2 separate regions of the Homo sapiens genome follow, and region 2 is linked to region 1. A link is a loop called in an ENCODE intact Hi-C map of the cell type or tissue named here. Cell type or tissue: endothelial cell of umbilical vein. All regions are shown on one strand. Links, peaks and the distances in the headings refer to the core of each region. The heading gives the core; the rest is flanking DNA.

Region 1 (9,051 bases), core at 399-8,398:
AGAGGCAGAGTTCATGTTATAAGAGAAAGCTCAAAGCTTCTTGACAACAAATAGCTTCCCGACAACAAATAGCTTCCCAAAGGCCATGGGGTTGATGGAGGAAGGTTACTTCTGGTATGTTGTGGTAGGAAAGAAGAAAAGAAGGGGTAAATTTTATTTGGTGGTGTGCTGAAGGATAAATATACTTCCAATAGGCTCTTGTTTGCTCATTTATTTCTTTATTTAGACAGGATCTCACTGTGTCACCCAGGCTGGAGTGCAGTGGTGCAATCTTGGCTCACTAGAGCCTCAACCTCCTGGGCTCAAACTATCCTCCCACCTCAGCCTCCCAAGTAGCTAGGACTACAGGCATGTACCATGATACTCGGTTTCTTGTTTATTTTTTGTAGAGATGGCATCTCACTATGTTGCTCAGGCTGGGCTTGGACTCCTGGGCTCAAGCAATCCACTCACGTCAGCCTCCCAAAGTGCTGAGATTATGGGCATAAGCCACTGCCCCAGCCCCAATAAGTTCTTCTTGAGGCAGGTGTTTTTTGGACAGTGAGTATGTTATAACCTAAGTCAGTCAAAATATTCTAACAACAGGATAAATAGACACTCACAAAATGATAGCTACAATAATAGTGAATAGGTGTTTCCAAGAAACATAAAATTTGTCCTTGGCTGGGCACAGTGGCTCACGCCTGTAATCCCAGCGCTTTGGGAGGCAGAGGTGGGGGATCATGAGGTCAGGAGATGGAGACTATCCTGGCTAACGTGGTGAAACCTGTCTCTACTAAAAATACAAAAAATTAGCCAGGTGTGGTGGCAGGTGCCTGTAGTCCCAGCTACTCAGGAGGCTGAGGCAGGAGAATCGCTTGAACCTGGGAGGCAGAGGTTGCAGAGAGCCGAGATTGAGTCACTGCACTCCAGCCTGGGTGACACAGCGAGACTCCATCTCAAAAAGAAAAAAAAAAAAAAGAGAGAAATTGTCCTTAACTGAATCAAGTCTCTTTTTTGCATAGCAAAACCAGTCTATTGATGCATGATCTTGTTAGCCTGACAATTTTAGGTACTGGTTAAGATAACATCATGTTTATTAATTTACAAAGTATTGAAAACCTGCTTTGTCATCCCAAATCTCTATCTTTATCCATATCTGTGTTAATATCCACATCCATCTCTATAGCTATACTTGTAATCTTATGGGCCCTGAAAATCCAATGTATATTAAATAATTCACATCTCTAGTGTTTAATAAGCAGGAAGCAAAGTTTTAAAAAGCTTTTGTTGTGTCTTAAAACTATGTTATACTCTAACAAGGACTTGGGTATCTAGCAATTAATTTTTTTTGATATATTGGGAATGTGCATTGGCTACTTTTTATCACATATTTTATTCCTAAAAATAAAATATTAATTTAAATTTAGATTTAAAATGACAGTACTCAAAGACCTTTTATGCGTAAGTTAATTTTTTTTTTTTTTACTATCTTTCATATAAAAAGTGTTTGGAAGTAAATTTTGTTTTTGAGACAAGGTCTCACTCTGCCACTCAGACTGGAGTGCAGTAGCATGATCTCTGCTCACTGCATCCTCAACCTCCCATTCTCAAGTGATCCTCCTGCCCCAGCCTCCCAAGTAGCTGGGACGTCAGGTGTGCGCCACCATGCCCGGCTAATTGTTTTGTATTTTTTGTAGGTATGGGGTTTTGCCATGTTACCTAGGCTTGTCTCAAACTCTTGAACTGAAGCAATCCTCTCACCTCAGCCTCCTAAAGTGCTGGAATTACAGGCATGAGCCACTGCGCCTGGACAGAAGATTCTTAAATTCAGATTTAAATGAAGAGAGTAAATCCACAAGACCTGAGGTTATGGCTGCATCAGGGAAATCTCCCTTAAGTGGCAGAGGCAGAACTCAGTAATTAGAGTCATTGACCTTAACCCTGTGTTTTGCCTTTGTATTATTCAGATGATGAAGAATAATTCCCCACCTCAGAAGTTTAGCTTGATAGAATAGACATGGGTTAGAGGAAAAAGTGCCACTACTCACATATATACACACACAGCTCCCCTGTCTCCACATTACTCCTTTGGTTGGCTTTATAGTGAAAAAGAATGAAAAATGAACTTAATTATATTAAGCATTCATTGTTATTACTGGTTATTTCCTAGGTGCTGGGCTTTAGGCCAGTGATTGACATATACATTGCTTTATCAATACAAATTTTCAGAGACAGGTAATACCCTTCCCATTTTGCAGAGGAGGAAACTGAGTCTCAAGAAGATTATGCCAGTTGTTCACATTCACCAATTAAAAAGTGGCCAACCCGAGATTCAAATGCAAGTCTGTGTCCTACTGAACGTTGTACTGACCCGCTGTGTTCTTAGTGGTTAGGAGCCTTCATAGGCAAACAGTTCCTAGGAAAGTTTCTGTATGAGCCTCAACACTTAAGCCACTACTCAGATTCACTTGCCTTGTAAGTGTCAGTTTGTCCCTGGTGACCTGCAGGACAATTTACAGGACACCAGCACTCAGAGGTCATACTGCAGGTAGAATCAACTTCATAATTTGCAGGACATGGTGCAAAATGAAAATGCAGGGTTCCTCATTCAAAAATTTTTAAGAAATTCAAGACACTATAGCATTAAATTAAGCGTGGGGCCCGTCTGGAGGGCGGGCTCTGTGTGATCACATAGGTCCAATGCCCATGAAGCCAGCTGTAACTGCAGGAAATGTCAACAAATTCAGTGGATCCTGGGCAAGGCTGCCTCTTGTGTTCTGCTTGGGGAGTGGAGTGGGCTTGGGAATGTCCTCTGGGCATGGCTTTCCCTCTCCTGAGGTCTTCTCTGTGTGGAAACCTAAACACTTTTTTTTTCTTTTTTTTTTGAGGCGGAGTTTCACTCTTGTTGCCCAGGCTGGAGTACAGTTGCGCAATCTCGGCTCACTGCAACCTCCGCCTTCTGGGTTCAAGCAATTCTCCTGCCTCAGCCTCCTGAGTAGCTGGGATTACAGGCATGTGCCACCACGCCTGGCTAATTTTTGTATTTTTGGTAGAGACTGGGTTTCTCCATATTGGTCAGTCTGGTCTCGAACTCCCGACCTCAGGTGATCCGCCCACCTCGGCCTCCCAAAGTGCTGGTATTACAGGTGTGAGCTACCCCGCGTGGCCCAACCTAAACACTTTTTAACAAGGATTTAGGGCGTCTCAACTTACATCCCAGTTATGTCTACGATGGGGAGCACAGTGGGAGGGGGAGATGATTGATTGTAAAACCCAGTGAAGATGCTGTTTAGAACAGTGGTTCTCAAAACCTGGTCTGGCTTTGATGAAGTTTTCACCCCTCTGATATAAAGAAAGAAAGAAGGGTACGACAGTGAGGTGTTTTGGGTATATGCTTATTTTTATCTGTAAAGCTAAATGTATGTAATATAATGGCCACTCCTTTACTCTATGATTGCCTTATGATTTTGGTGTTGAAATGTTCTCTCTGTCCTAAAGGGATACTAATGATATCCGGTGGTCATTTTTGAATCATCTTCACTAGCTAAATAAAAAGTTGGATGCTCTTAAGACATAATTCCCCATGTTTTAGGGAATTTTTTTTTTTTTTTGAGACGGAGTCTAGCTCTGTTGCCCAGGCTGGAGTGCAAGCAGGGGCTTGATCTTGGCTCACTGCAACCTCCAGTTCTCACTGCAGCCTCCTGGGTTCAAGCGATTCTTCTGTCTCAGCCTCCCGAGTAGCAGGGACAACAGGCATGTGCCACCAAGCCAGGCTGATTTTTGTATTTTTAGTGGAGACAGGTTTTCACCATGTTGGCCAGGCTGGTCTCGAACTCCTGACCTCAAGTGATCCTCCTGCCTGGGCCTCCCAAAGTGCTAGGATTACAAGTATGAGTCACTGTGCCCAGCCAGAATATTTTAGGGAAAATTTTACTGGTTCATGAAATACGAGTCTGAGAACCTATGGACTAGTAAGTGAAGAAGAGCGGAGTGGTATGGTGGAAAGAGCCCAGGGCTGGGGGACACCCCTTAGTCTTACATGGCCACGAATCGTGGAGTCTTGGGTGGCTTCTTTCCCTTTTTGGGGTCCTTGTCTTTAGCTCTACTCTGAGGGGGCTGGACCAGATGGTTGCCTAGTCCTTTCCAGCTTCAATATTCTCTGTTAACTGATTGCTAGCTATCATTGCTAAATAACAGGGAGGATTTGGATTACAGACCCAATGTGTCCTATTTATTCAAGTTATGGAGAAACACAGAGAAGACAATTGAAGGGAATCTACAAACAAAATAATCCTGAAACCAACCCAACAGCTGCTCAATAGATGTTGAAAAGAGCCCATCATCAAATGTACTATGGTACATCATAATGGTTGGGCTGTCAGTAAGAAAGTTCTAGCTTAAGGACGTTGGCTTAGTCACATTGTATTTGCCAAACAGGCAGTGAACATCTGTTTATATAAAAAATTTTCCTCTTCTTTCCTTTATATTTCATCCTTTAAAAAATTTCTTAGGATACATTTTGCTTGGTCTAGTAAGTCTACAGTGCCATTTTGAAGAAGAAGCCTTCAAATTACTTCCTTAATGCATTAAAAATATGATAAAGTGATTTGCCAATTTGCGTAAGTCTGAGTCCCTGTCTTGCACAATAAATAATTGGTAAATTTTAATAAAAATGTACTTGTGCTGTGATTTTGTCCCATTATAAACATATCAAGCAACTATTTTTTTTTTCAAAAAAGCTAAATTTGCTAGAGGGTCTCTTGTACAGCTACTGTACAGTCTACTTTATGCTTCTGGAATTGTCAAAACAAACTTAACTGCTGTCAGGAACTCCGATCCGGTATCACTGTCAAAATGTTTTACAACGATTCAGCCAAATGTTTTTGGAACAGCTGTGCTACAAGTCAGCATGAGTCATTTTCCTTCTTTCCTTTTGGCCCAATCCAGTGATTCATCATCCTGCTTTTAGAATATTTGCCTATTTTTAAAACCAGTCAAAGAAGGCAGCCACTGTTTAAAAGTAAACACACCACACATCAACTTGGGGCAGCTTTGTAAGCAGCTTCGCAAGCCCTGAAACTTCTGGCTGGTAGGGATGCCAGCTAAACCAGATGGCATCAAACAGTGAAATACAGGCCTGGCTTTCAGACTTGGTAGGCTTCATACATCTGTCTTTGGTTTTCTTGTTTCCGCTGCTATTTCCTGCTTGGGTTAATCCAACTTGATCCATTCTTTAACAAAAGTCTTACTTTTTATTTTGCTTGACTCTCTAAAACATCTATTGTATGTTGATTTCTACGTTAATCAATTAGACTTTTATTTCAACTCAAGGAGTCCAATTTGAAGCTACTTTATTTATCTGTAAGTTTATCAGTATGGTCACATATGTGTGAGGTGACATGGCGTGACTATAAATAAGGACGTCGATTTCCACAACGGGCCTCATTAAGTCTGTTGATACCAGGTGTTTGCTATTTACATTACTGTAGTAAAGTAAATGGATAACTTTTTTTTTTTTAATAATTAAGCAGGAAGGAGTGTGACTTCACAGGGGGCAAGGTGGATTAAGTCTCAGGAAGCCTTAAGATTCATTCCTGGCTGTCTTCTAGAATTCTAGAATGTCTCAGCTGCTCTCATACTTTACAGAGTGGTTTCTCCTTCCAACAAGTGCCTGCTTGTCTATGATTATTAGGGTTGGGATGCACAAGTACAGTGTGTTCCCATTTACCTTTGCCAAATCATTCTGGCCTTGGACCCAATGAGCTAAAATGGTCGTGATGTCTAGGTTATTAAACTTGTACTGCAGTGAATGTAAACGCACTTAAGAACAAAATCAGTTTCACAAAGCATAGGTTTTATAATGAAGCCTACCTCTAAAGGTTCAGTGGTGACAAGTGTATTATTTTTGCCTTTTGTCCAATTCTTTGCAAACATTGGGGTGGATTTAACAAGGCACAGTAATTGGCAGAATTTGTCACTTCTGGTCTAAGTAGAGCATTCAAAGGGCCTTGGGACTGAATCTCAGTTCCTCTGAAGACTGTCCTCTAACCTGCAGCAAGGGGCTTGGGAAATTTCTCAGTTTTTACTTGTTCTGTGAGCTAAAGTTAAGTGATATCACTGAATCTGAGGACACCCATTGTCTAGCATAGGAGCAGATACAAAACAGATTCAAATTTGGTGATGCATTGTCATTATTTTAAACTACTTTTAAATGGAAGTATTGTTATACTACTCTTGACTAAAATATACCAGAGACTATTAAGTGATATGACCCTTGAGGGGTTTGGTCAAAGTGAATACCATGCTTGTTTAAATTATCTTTTTGGTGATTATCTTCGATGCTTTCAATGCCTTAGATGCCAGAAATGCCTTGTGTACTGCATTTTATTCTGGACTGTACTATCAGCACATTGGGAGAGGATACTTGTTTCCACATTGTATGTGGCCCATGTCACTTCCTCTAGTTCAAAAAGAACACCAACAAGTTTTTATCAAGAAATTTGGTGATGACTATGAAAACATAAAAACTGTTATCTTTTCTTGCTTTATTATAATTTAAAATAGCTTTGGTTTTTAAATTATTTTTTCACCTTATATTTTGCATACATACTGTATATGCATAGTATGTGTACTGTATATGCATATGTGTACTGTAAATGTATATATGTATAGGTACTATATATGTATATGTACTGTATATGTATGTGTACTATATGTATAAGTGTACTGCATATGTAGTATATGCACTGTATCTGTACTGTATACATATATGCACTGTATATGTATCTGCACTGTGTATGTGTACTGTATGTATGTACTGTATATGTATATGTACTGTACTGCATATATATGTGTACAGTATATGTATATGTACTGCATATGTATCTGTATTGTATCTGTATGTGTACTGTACATATCTTATTGTATCTGTACTGTATACATGTGTACTGTATATGCATCTGTACTGTATCTCTATTATATATGTATATGTGTACTGTATCTGTATTGTATATGTATGTGTACTGTGTATGTATCTGTACTGTATGTATATGTGTACTGTATATGTATCTGTACTATACCTGTACTGTATGTGTGTACTGTATATGTATCTGTACTGTCTCTATTGTATATGTATGTGTATGTGTACTGTATGTGTATTTGTATTGTATATGTATGTGTACTGTGTATGTATGTATCTGTGCTGTATCTGTATGTGTACTGTATATATCTAACTGTATCTGTACTGTATATGTGTACTGTATAAACCTAACTGTATCTGTACTGTATATATCTGTACTGTATATCTGTACTGTATCTCTATTATATGTATGTGTATGTGTACTGTATCTGTATTGTATATGTATGTGTACTGTGTATGTATCTGTACTGTATCTCTATTATATATTATATATGTTTGTGTATGTGCATGTGTACTGTATGTGTATTGCATATGTATATGTACTGTATATGTATCTGTACTATACCTGTACTGTATGTATATGTGTACTGTATATGTATCTGTGCTATATCTCTATTATATATGTATGTGTAGGTATACTGTATGTGTGTCTGTATTTTATATGTATGTACTGTATATGTATCTGTACTGTACCTGTACTGTATGTATATGTGTACTGTATATATACCTGTACTGTATCTCTATTATATATGTATGTGTAGGTATACTGTATGTGTACTGTATATGTATCTGTACTGTACCTTTACTGTACATATATGTGTACTGTGTATGTACTAGGGTAGGGATTGGAAATGAGTGGCCAATGGACCTTAGAGCCAGAGAGTACCTGGAGATAATGGAAGTTCTGCTTTCTAGCACCAAGGCTCGGTCAGCACTATGTTCTTGAAGAGATTGGGGGTGACTTGGATATTTTGACCCATATTTTGGTCAGGTTTCCTCAAATGCTTCTTAGAACTGCATCTTGCCATCCAGCAACAGCTGCCTATTGCCAACCAGTCAACGTAAGCATGAGTTAGGAGGTCTTTCGGGACTCTCTGGGCTCTGGCGCTCCCTAACAAAGCTGTGAATTCTGCTGCAGGGTAGGAGTGCTGCCTGGTGTATTGGAAAGAAACGCCCCATTTGGGTTGCTGCCTGCTTCTCACTGTAACCCAGAATGAGTTTCTGGTTAACTGCCTGTTAGTGTGGTTTGTGGTAGGAGCAGACAGCAATACCATCACAGCTTGTGGCACTTGGAGTCATTCAGAGCAGAACGAATGCTTCTACTTTTCACTAACATGTTCTCCTGTCCCATTAAAGTCCTTCTGGCCACCTCATTAGCACCTTGTTAAAGCATTTTGTTTCATATCATATTTTTTGGTTTTGGCCAATGTAAGAGTATTGAAAGACAAGCAGTCCTTCTTAATTGGAGAGCTGCCAGCCTGGACATTTGAGGATTCTGATATTTGCTTGCAAAATTTTGTTCAGGCGACCTAAGCTCTCCACGCATCTGTGTGTACAGAAAATGAGCAAAATTGTCCTTTACATTCTGTCTGTCCCCAACTGAAGTGATGAAATGACTGAAACAGTGTATACTGATGGTCTAACTCTGGGGGAGTCCAAGGACTCCTACAAGAAAGAGCTCCATAGTGAAGAATCATTTTATTTCCTTGTTTTAGATGATACACCCCCTGAAGACTCCATTCCTTTGGTCTTTCCAGAATTAGACCAGCAGCTACAGGTAAGGATTTTTCTAAAGTCTCTCTTCTTTCCTCCTTAGTGTCATAAAGTATAGCGAGCTGGGCAGAGAGTGGCCTGACTAGGGGAGACTGACTTGGACCCAGAATGTGGGGCTTTGAAGTCATCAAGGATTACATTTCTAGAGCTCCAAAGTCAGGCTGAAGCCCTCATGGAATGCCCCTGTCTGGTTATCTGGCTATGGCACCAGGACAGCAAGTGCTTATAGCATAAACTGGCTCCTATTTTTAAGGGGTTCTGGAGCCTGGGAAAAGGACGGGTCCCTTCTCTACTTCGATATGGCTGTCTCTAGGTCATTGCATTTTTGGCTTGTCTGGGGTTAGTGATTTAGTATTAAACTCTGCAGAGAAGACTTA
Region 2 (9,051 bases), core at 571-8,570, 63 kb after region 1:
CTTCTCAGGTCTTTCCTGTGCAGGTACACAGCCCTGCACATGTGAATGACCTTCTGTATTTGCAGGAATATGTGTTTGCTTTCCAAAGTCTCTTATGGACATCTTAATTCCTTGGTGGTTGTGTTTTGGTCGGTTTCCTGTTAGCTCCAACCAGTAACATTGTCTCAGGCAGCTGCAATGTGAAATAATTGCCACCTATTTTTTTTTTTAAACAAATGTCCTAGGAATAGGGCTGTTGGCACAGAGCAAATTCTGGGTTAGGTCAAATACAGAAAAGCCCTGAGAACGGATATTTTCAGTGAACTGCCACACAGGTCAAGTCTTAACAATTATGAGATTTGGGGGAAGTTTTATATCCATATCCATTTGACCCTCTCCAGTGGCTGCCAGGCTGCTGGTTTTCATAGCTACCGTAGTTGCGAGGCTGTTGGTTTTCAATGTTACCATGGCATTGGGGTGGGGGAGAGGGATTAGGTCAAGTTAAAATGCCACAAAATAGCTCACTGGTCTTACCAAGATTCAGCCATTTTTTCCTGACTAAACAGTCCTTGACATTTTGCAATCTTTTAGTTAATTTCCAGAGTTCTGAAAAAGTTAATTTTGACAATTTTTGCCACTGATCTCATTGCTTTTATGGATGAGCAGATTTTTGATGGTCTTTATTCTACCATTCAAGAAGTACTGTCTTTTTTAGCATGTTAAAAGGTAAGTTTTTTTAAAAAACATAAACCATGACACAAAAATTATAAAAATAGTAAATGAACACACGCCAAAGACTTTATTTAACTCTGTATTTATTGTGGAGCATATTAAGATACTATACATTCAAAAGAGAATTAAATACACATACACACAGAGGGAATTGAGAATGCTGAAATCATTTTACAGGCATATTGGGTTAATACCTACAGCCCAATAATCAATTGTATTTCACAGGGCCCAATTCACTTTCATTTCTTCAGGCAAGCATCATTTGTGTTATTAGTTTTTGACAATATTGAGAGTAGTGAAGCAGCTGAAAGGGAGTACAAGGCAAAGATACACTAGAAGGATAGACAGACAGAGTCCTGGTAATCTTTTTTCCCCACAATAAAGTTTTTGTAGTTTTTCCTGATAAGGGAATGGAGAAGAGAGTGTAGGGAAAAGCAGTATAACATTTTGAGACCCTGGACATGTGACTAAAACAGTGGAAAAGGACAGAGCAGAGTGCAGGGGTGTTCAAGGTAGCTGTTGCTGGCCTCGCCTTCAGTGATAAATTCTTCTCTATGCCCCGCTTCCTCATCTGTAAGGTAAAGATATGGATCAGCTGATTGCTAAGGCTCATCCCATTCCAGCTGTATTCAAATGTGGCCCCCAGAACTGCAGCATCAGTATCACCTGAGAACTTGTTAGAAATGCAGATCCTTAGGCCCCATCCCAGTTTTACTGAATTGGAAACTCCAGTGTAGATCTCAGCAAGCTCTCTAGGTGATTTTGATGCAGCTGAATTTTGAGAACCATTGTATATCAATTTTCTATGAGATGGAAATTTGATATTGATATGATATAGTTTGGCTGTGTTCCCATTCAAATCTCACCTTGAATTGTAATAACCCCTGCCGGGTGCCAGGTGGAGATAATTGAATCATAGGGTCAGTTTCCCTCCTACTGTACTTGTGGTAGTGAATAAGTCTCACGAGATCTGATGGTTTTATAAATGGGAGTTCCCCTGCACACAGTGTCTTGCCTGTCGCCGTGTAAGATGTGACTTTGCTCTTCACAGGCCTTCCACCATGATTGTGAGGCCTTCCTAGCCATGTGGAACTGTGAGTCAATTAAGCCTCTTTCCTTTATAAATTACCCAGTGTCATGTACATCTTTATTAGCAGCGTGAGAATAGACTAATACAGATATCAAGGAAACTCCATTAGCTATCATGACAGCATATTTAGAATTTTCTCCTAAACTTTGAAAGCATCAATTATTTCTGTGTGTAAAAGGAAAAAGTCAGTTTGGTTAAAGCTCTTTTTATTTTTTATATAAAAAAAGGAGTTCGGCCGGGCACGGTGGCTCACGCCTGTAATCCCAGCACTTTGGGAGGCCGAGGTGGGTGGATCATGAGGTCAGGAGATTGAGACCATCCTGGCTAACACGGTGAAACCCCGCCTCTACTAAAAATACAAAAAGTTAGCCGGGCGTGGTGGCGGGCGCCTGTAGTCCCAGCTACTCCGGAGGCTGAGGCAGGAGAATGGTGTGAACCCGGGTGGCGGAGCTTGCAGTGAGCCGAGATCGCACCACTTGCACTCCAGCCTGGGTGAAAGAGTGAGACTCCGTCTCGAAAAAAAAAAAAGAAAAAAAAGAATAAAAAGAGTTCATTTCTTCTTACTCAGAATTCATTATAGAGAGTAGCTTATCATTGCTCTATGTCCATTTGTTGTAGGCAAAACCTCAATTCACAATTTATTTTAACATAACCAGTCCAAAGAAAGGTCAGAGAGGTATTTTTTGTAGCTTTGAGTTTCATATATTTTATATAGTTAGAAACTTCTCTCCTAGTTATCATAGTGGGGAAGGGTGAGGTCAGACTTCCGAAGTCTTGTGCTGGAAAGTTTTTGGTCTTTCTCTTCACTCACAAAGGCAGTGATTACAGGACACTATGGGCTGTGCTTGGAAAACTTTTGTATAAACCTCAGTCCTTGGGTTGGGCACTTCTCTGCTTACTTATGATGAGCTATTCTGTTTGTTTGGTACACAGTAGACTGGTCCTGTTTGCCACTATCATTTCCTTACGGTTTACAGCTATGGTGCACCATTTAAAATGATGGTTTTCAGTATCCTAATTGTATGATGTGTCCTTTGTACATTCTCAGCATGATGCTCTTTCCAGCGTTTTCTACAGTAGCTGTTCTCTGCTCAACCCCATCTAATCAACTCGTGCAAAGGTGATCATTGTTTCTAAGTGGATGCCCTGGCCAGCTTTGAAAACTCTCTTAGCAATGACTTATATTTAAGCATAGGTCACTGATTACATTGGTCAAAGTAATATCTATGAAGTTAAGAACAATGAGACCTCAGAACTAGTAGTCAAAACCTCACTGTTCACAATGTAGGGAAGTTTCTCCAGCAGGTGTTAATAGGTTTACTACAAAGAAAGCATTGTGTCTGTGGTCAAATCTCTCAAAGACTTCTGATGTACATTCGTATCGAACACTCTGAGAGTCTTATAGTAAAGAAACATCTAACTGTGTGTAACTCACGTTTTCAAACTTATTTGAGCATGAAACATTTTTACCACTGGCATATCTAATCACATCCAGTTTGGGAAAGGATGTGTAGAATATTTGAGATGATCGTTAGAACTTGTTAAAAGGAGAGTTTCTTAAAAATCCAGGAGTGTGGTGCAATGCTGAGTCCTCAGAGCCTCCCTGTGTTTCCATAACAGAGATAAAATAAGACTGGATATTCACAGAATCCTGTTTTATTCATCTAATGATCGAAAGAGGTAAATTATGTGAGAGACCGTCCTGTGCAACAAAGGATCAATATAAATGTGAGTTATTCGTGATTATGGTAACTGAGTTGACTGCAGCTTTGTTACTCAAAATGTGGCCTATGAAAGCAGAGCATTGGAATCACCTGAGTGCCTGCTAGAAATGCAGAGTCTCAGGCCCTAATCCAGATTTATTTCATCTAAGGCTGCATTGTAGCAAAATGTGATTCCTAGGCATGTTAAAGTCTGAAAAGCGTTGATTACAGCCTTTTGTACTCTTCCTCTTCCTGACATATCTTAGGTTCATTTCTTCTACCTCATTTCGGTGCCTGCCCCATCTGGAATTCTTTGCAATACTTCTCTTCCTGGAAATTCATAATCTTTACCATTCACTTCCATCAAAATTTTGTTCCTCTTTTCCCTCCCTGAATTCTAATATTATATGTGGTTTTTTTGAATGCCAATAGTATGCCTGGACCTAGGAAATTTCTCAGAAGACCACAGTAAACTTTACAAAATTTTAAAAATTCCGTAAATTGTTCAACACTTGTTTTCATCTGTTTTCTGCTGCTATAACAGAATGGATGATTTATAAAGAAAGGTTTATTTAGATCATGGTTCTGGAGGTTAGGAAGTCCAAATGGCACTGGCATCTGGTGAGTGGCATCCCATGGTGAAAGGGTGGAAGGTGGGATTGAGCCCATGAGACAGAGACAGAAATAGGGGCCGAACTTAGGTTTTTATCAGAAGCCCACTCTTGTGATAATTAACCTACTTCCAATATACTGGCATTAATCCATTCACGAGGGCAGAGCCCTTATATTTTCTTTATAGTGTTAACTTCTTAAATAAAGGTTCCACCTTCCAATACCCTTACAATGGCAATTAAATGTCAACATGAGTTTTTGTGGGGACATTCAAAACATAGCAACTGTCAATTAGTTTTCCAAAGTCAGTCTCTCTAGGTCTTTCTTTAGTTATAGGAAGGGACAAGGTACGGGGCTGGGTGTGTTAACAATCCCTTTCCATTTAATAAAGGTTGCTAAGAGTTAAAAATCTAAGTTCTGCCTATACAAAAAATAACATTCATTATCATAATAGTTTAATTTCGGATGAGATCGGGCACGTGCAGAGTGGTATGGCTGTAGACACACAATAGTTTCAGAAGTCAGACTGTCAGAACCATATAGTGAGAGCTACCATAAGCACCAAAAAGCCCATGTATAGATTTCTCTAGCAAAGACGCTTCCTTAACGGCGCCACTGCTCCAGGATGGGGTTGAGGTGTTGCTGGGGATTGGTAGCCACATTGCTTGTAAAGAGACTGTACTTGCTCCTTCCAGTCTCCCTATGATAAAGTTTTAAGAATATCATAATGAGAATTTTTAGGCTACATATAGATTTTTCCACTGTAGGCAGATGAAATCACATATTCTGGTTAGACATTAGATAAAGCTTCTGAGATTTGGACATGCTTTCATTAGACAAATGAATGTAATTTTTGATGATCTAATACTCTGCATGTTTCCGGAGGAAGCAGTTAAAGACAAATTTAAATTCTGACAAAGATTTATTCAGCTTGTTCTTTGGTGGGGAAAGGAAGCTGAATAGTAAAATGTCAACGATTCAAAACTCCTAATTTTCCTTGTTCCAAGTAAAGAATGAGTTTCTAGATAACAGAATTTAAAAAAAGTTCCCGTAAGTTTTCCCTTCTTCAGTACTCTCACAAATATCCATGCATGCCAGTAAATAATGTAACCTTAATACATTAAAAGATGAATCATGTAAAAGGGAAGTGAAAATGACAAATATGGGAAAAAATGTGACACAAAGAAGTGCATTATGTGTTTATTCGAGAAACCATGAAAACTTCTGTGAAAAAGCTAAGTGCATGAGATCACTACTCAACATTTTAAATCCCTCAGTGCTGAATTTTCATGGTTTGCAAGCAATCTGAAGGGCATTCAGGCTTCTAGGAAGAAGTTTTGCAACTTTGAATTTTTGCCTGTCTCTTGGCCTTAATACAGCAATTTAAAAATAAAGTATCAAGGGAACTCAGCCTGTCTCTAAATTGAGGAATAATATTCTGCCTTTACAAGCCTGTGACATCACGTATCTTCTTACTTTACAAAAGCTCAAATTGCTTGAGCATTAAGATATTAAGAACCTAGTCATGCACAGAAAACACTAGTTTTTTAAATTTTCCAAAGTGATTGGCTCTGAAACTCTAGAACAGTGTTGTCCAAAACAACTTTCTGTAATAGGCCAGGTGTGGTGGCTCATGCTTGTAATCCCAGCACTTTGGGAGGCCAAGGTGGGTGGATCACCTGAGGTCAGGAGTTCAAGACCAGCCTGGCCAACATGGGAAACCCCATCTCTACTAAAAATACAAAAATTAGCTGGGGTTGGTGGTGCATCCCTGTATTTCTAACTATTTGGGAGGCTGAAGCAGGGGAATCAGTTGAACTTGGGAGGTAGAGATTGCAGTGAGCTGAGATTATGAAACTGCACTCCAGCCTGGGCAACAGAGTGAGACTCTGTCTCTAAAAAAAAAAAAAAAAAAACTTTCTATAATGATAAACATTTTCTGTGTATATGCTGTCCAATGTGGTGGCCATTACTAAATGAATATTTAATTTTTTAAAACTTTAATTAATTAAAATTTAAGTTTAAATAGCTGCATGTGGCCAGTGGCTACAGGGTTGGATAATGCAACCCTAGGAATATTTTCTTTATGGTGTTAACATATAATTTAAAGCATTATTTTTATGTCTTAATACTATTTTCTAGTTTATGTATATAGAAAAAAACCTTTAATACCTTAGATGAGAACAAATTTTTAGTGCCATTCCTTAAAGATTATTTTCTTGGAAATAATGACATAAGTGGTCCATTAGATGATGTTATATGAGTCATAGAAATGCTTGATATAAAGTCCAAAATATCCTCACACATGTGGTCTGTGAGGCAGGCTTGTATATAGAAAAAAGGTGGAGGAAATTATGAACACAGGGAAGGAGGTAAAATCATTGCTGGTGCCATATGTCTGGATCTTCTGTTTTCTTCTATTGTGATTTATGTTCTTTTTAAATGACTTTACTGAGCCCTTTGATTTATTTTGTGATAAAGATTAAATATTTTGTCCTTTTCTGATGTTTAAAATCTGAGATTAGTCTAAATAAGGTGACCCATTTTTTTGAGGCACACACTGCCCACCTGTCATCATACCACTGGCAAAGCCTTTAGATAATGAACTAGTACATGTGATAGCCTCCAAAATGCTCCCTTTGAGCTCTTTCTTTATTTTTAAATGTCTTGCTAATGGAGTTTCTTAAAACTGTTTTTTTCTTGGAGTATTTCCTTCAGGGTTGGTTTATATACCACACAGGAAACCAGTTTCATTACCTGATAATTGTGCTTTGGTTATAGAACCAATTCTTTGAATGGGCTGGACATAGGAGGCCAAGTAGAAGTCAGCCTTGTTCTTTCAAACCCCCTCTCAGATTTCTCTTTCCTGTCTATGGATAAATTTGTCTTAAAGATCCCATTTTCAGGTATTAAAAAGTCCAGCCCATGGGAAAACAATATTCACATGTAAAATAATGAAGTTGGATCTTTACCTAACATCATATATAAAAATTAACTCAAGGTATATCAAAGATCCATTTGTAAAACCTAAAATTATATAAATCTTAGAAAAAACACAGGGCAAAAGCTTCACAACATTGGATTTGAAAACAATCTTTTGGTGGCTGTTATACCAAAGGCAAAGGCCATAAAAGAAGAAATAAACAAATTGGGCTTCATGAAAAATTTTAAAATTGGACATCAAAGAAAATATCAGCTGGCTAAAAAGACAACCCACAGAATGGGAGAAAACATTTGCAACTCACAGAAGGGGTTGATTAGTATCCAGAATATATAGAGAACTCCTAAAACTGAACAACAACAAATGACCTGATTCAAATGGGCAAAGAACTTGAATAGGCATTTCTTCAAAGAAGGTGTATAAATGATCAATAAGCATGTGAAAAGATGTTCAACATTAACAGTCACTGGAGAGATACAAATCAAAACTAAAAGGAGATCCCGCTTGACACTCATTGGGATGGCTACTATTTAAAACAACACAGAAAATCACAAGTGTTGGTGAGGATGTAGAGAAATTGGAACGCTTGTACACTATTGGTAGGAATGCAAAATGGTACACTGTTGTGGAAAATGGTATGGTGGTGGATCCTCGAAAAATTAAAAAATAGAATTACCATATGATCCAGTAATTATGCTTCTGAGTATATACCCAAAGAAATGAAAGTGGTGCACCCATGATTATAGCAGCATTATATTCACAATAGCTAATATGTAGAAGCAACACAATTATCTATTGATTGATGGCTAGACAGGCAAAATGTGGTAAATACATACAAGGAATATTACTCAGCCTTAAAAAGGAAAGAAATTCTGAAATATGCTACAACATGGATGAACTTGAGGATATTATGTTAAATGAAATAAACCAGTCATAAAAAGACAAATATTGTTTGATTCTACTTATATGAGGCACTTAGGGTAGGCAAATTGATAGAGACAGTAGAATGGTGTTTCCCAAGGGCAAGGGGGAGAGGAAAGTGGAGAGTTAGTGGTTTATGTGTACAGAATTTTAGTTTTACTGAAGAGTTATGGAGATCGATGGTGATAATGGTTGTACAACATTATAAATGTATTTAATACCACTGAACATATACTTAAAAATGACTAAGACAGTAAATTTTAGTTATATGTATTTTAACACAATTTAAAAAATTGGAAACAAAAAGTCCAACCTAGGGTAACATCAAACTTTCAATCACTTGTCCAATTTAAACCTTCTCCCATCCCCCCACAGCTCAGGTGCCTGGGTCCTGGAAGCCTACAGTGGGGAAGGGGTGTTGCGGTCAGCTTCTCTGGTCCTCCTGACCACCTTTTCTCTCATCCACGGTTCCTCACGCCTCTAGGGTAGAATGCAGGAGAGTGGGAAGACTAGAGGCATAGCACAGTCTTAGTTGGCTGGCACTGTTACAACTGGCTGTTTCCAGCCCTCTGGGAGGCAGATGCCCAAATGCACCCTCCACACTTTCTCTCATGAAGTAGTTTCTGAAAATGCCCAAAGGGTCCTCTCACTACCTTGTTCTCTGGCTTTGAGTATGAAAGACTTGGTTGTGAAGTAAGCCATGTGATCAGATGACTGCTTATGAGCCTTGCTTAGCAACCTCATCTGATCAGATCCCATAGCCTCTCCTTTAGGGGTTGCTTTGCCCTGCCAGGCAGATGCCTTCTATATGGCCCTTTCAAGTGTTCCCAAGACGGTTACCTTCCATAGTCTCCATTTAACCCATAGAGCACTCAGCACCTGGCCTCAGACAGGGTATGAAGGTGTAGGCCGCTTCTCTTCACTTTGCTTAGAAGGGAGCTCTAGCTGGCCTCTCATTAGACTTTGTCAGATGAGAATCAGACACCTGTCCTGTGTCCCTGTAAGTCCAGGAAACTCCAGTTCCTCTCAGGGCCCGTGCTGTTGCTGGGGCCCAGAACCTGCCCCAATTTAGC

Evidence for each region. Hi-C counts contacts between places; a loop is a spot of excess contacts. Peaks named below come from ENCODE experiments on the same cell type or tissue, not always from the same donor. Only the 100,000 strongest peaks of a DNase experiment are listed, where the experiment ranks them.
Region 2: a loop joins it to region 1, with 8 times the contacts of the local background. A loop is called at or near these places in 1 of 110 quality-filtered maps.

Annotation. Positions count from the first base shown.
Region 1 is chr21:29,140,573-29,149,623 of GRCh38, forward strand. It overlaps MAP3K7CL (MAP3K7 C-terminal like), which reads left to right. Exons shown (of 5, transcript NM_001286620.2): 3 at 8,617-8,678. Among named protein-coding and RNA genes, the nearest start is that of MAP3K7CL, 14 kb to the left of the region's middle. In endothelial cell of umbilical vein, for the core only: no CTCF peak of the experiment used is centred there; a DNase peak (open chromatin) is centred at 4,879; H3K27ac peaks cover 2,873 bases.
Region 2 is chr21:29,203,489-29,212,539 of GRCh38, forward strand. The region is part of intron 1 of LINC00189 (long intergenic non-protein coding RNA 189); the gene reads left to right. Among named protein-coding and RNA genes, the nearest start is that of LINC00189, 15 kb to the left of the region's middle. In endothelial cell of umbilical vein, for the core only: no CTCF peak of the experiment used is centred there; a DNase peak (open chromatin) is centred at 5,323; H3K27ac peaks cover 2,826 bases.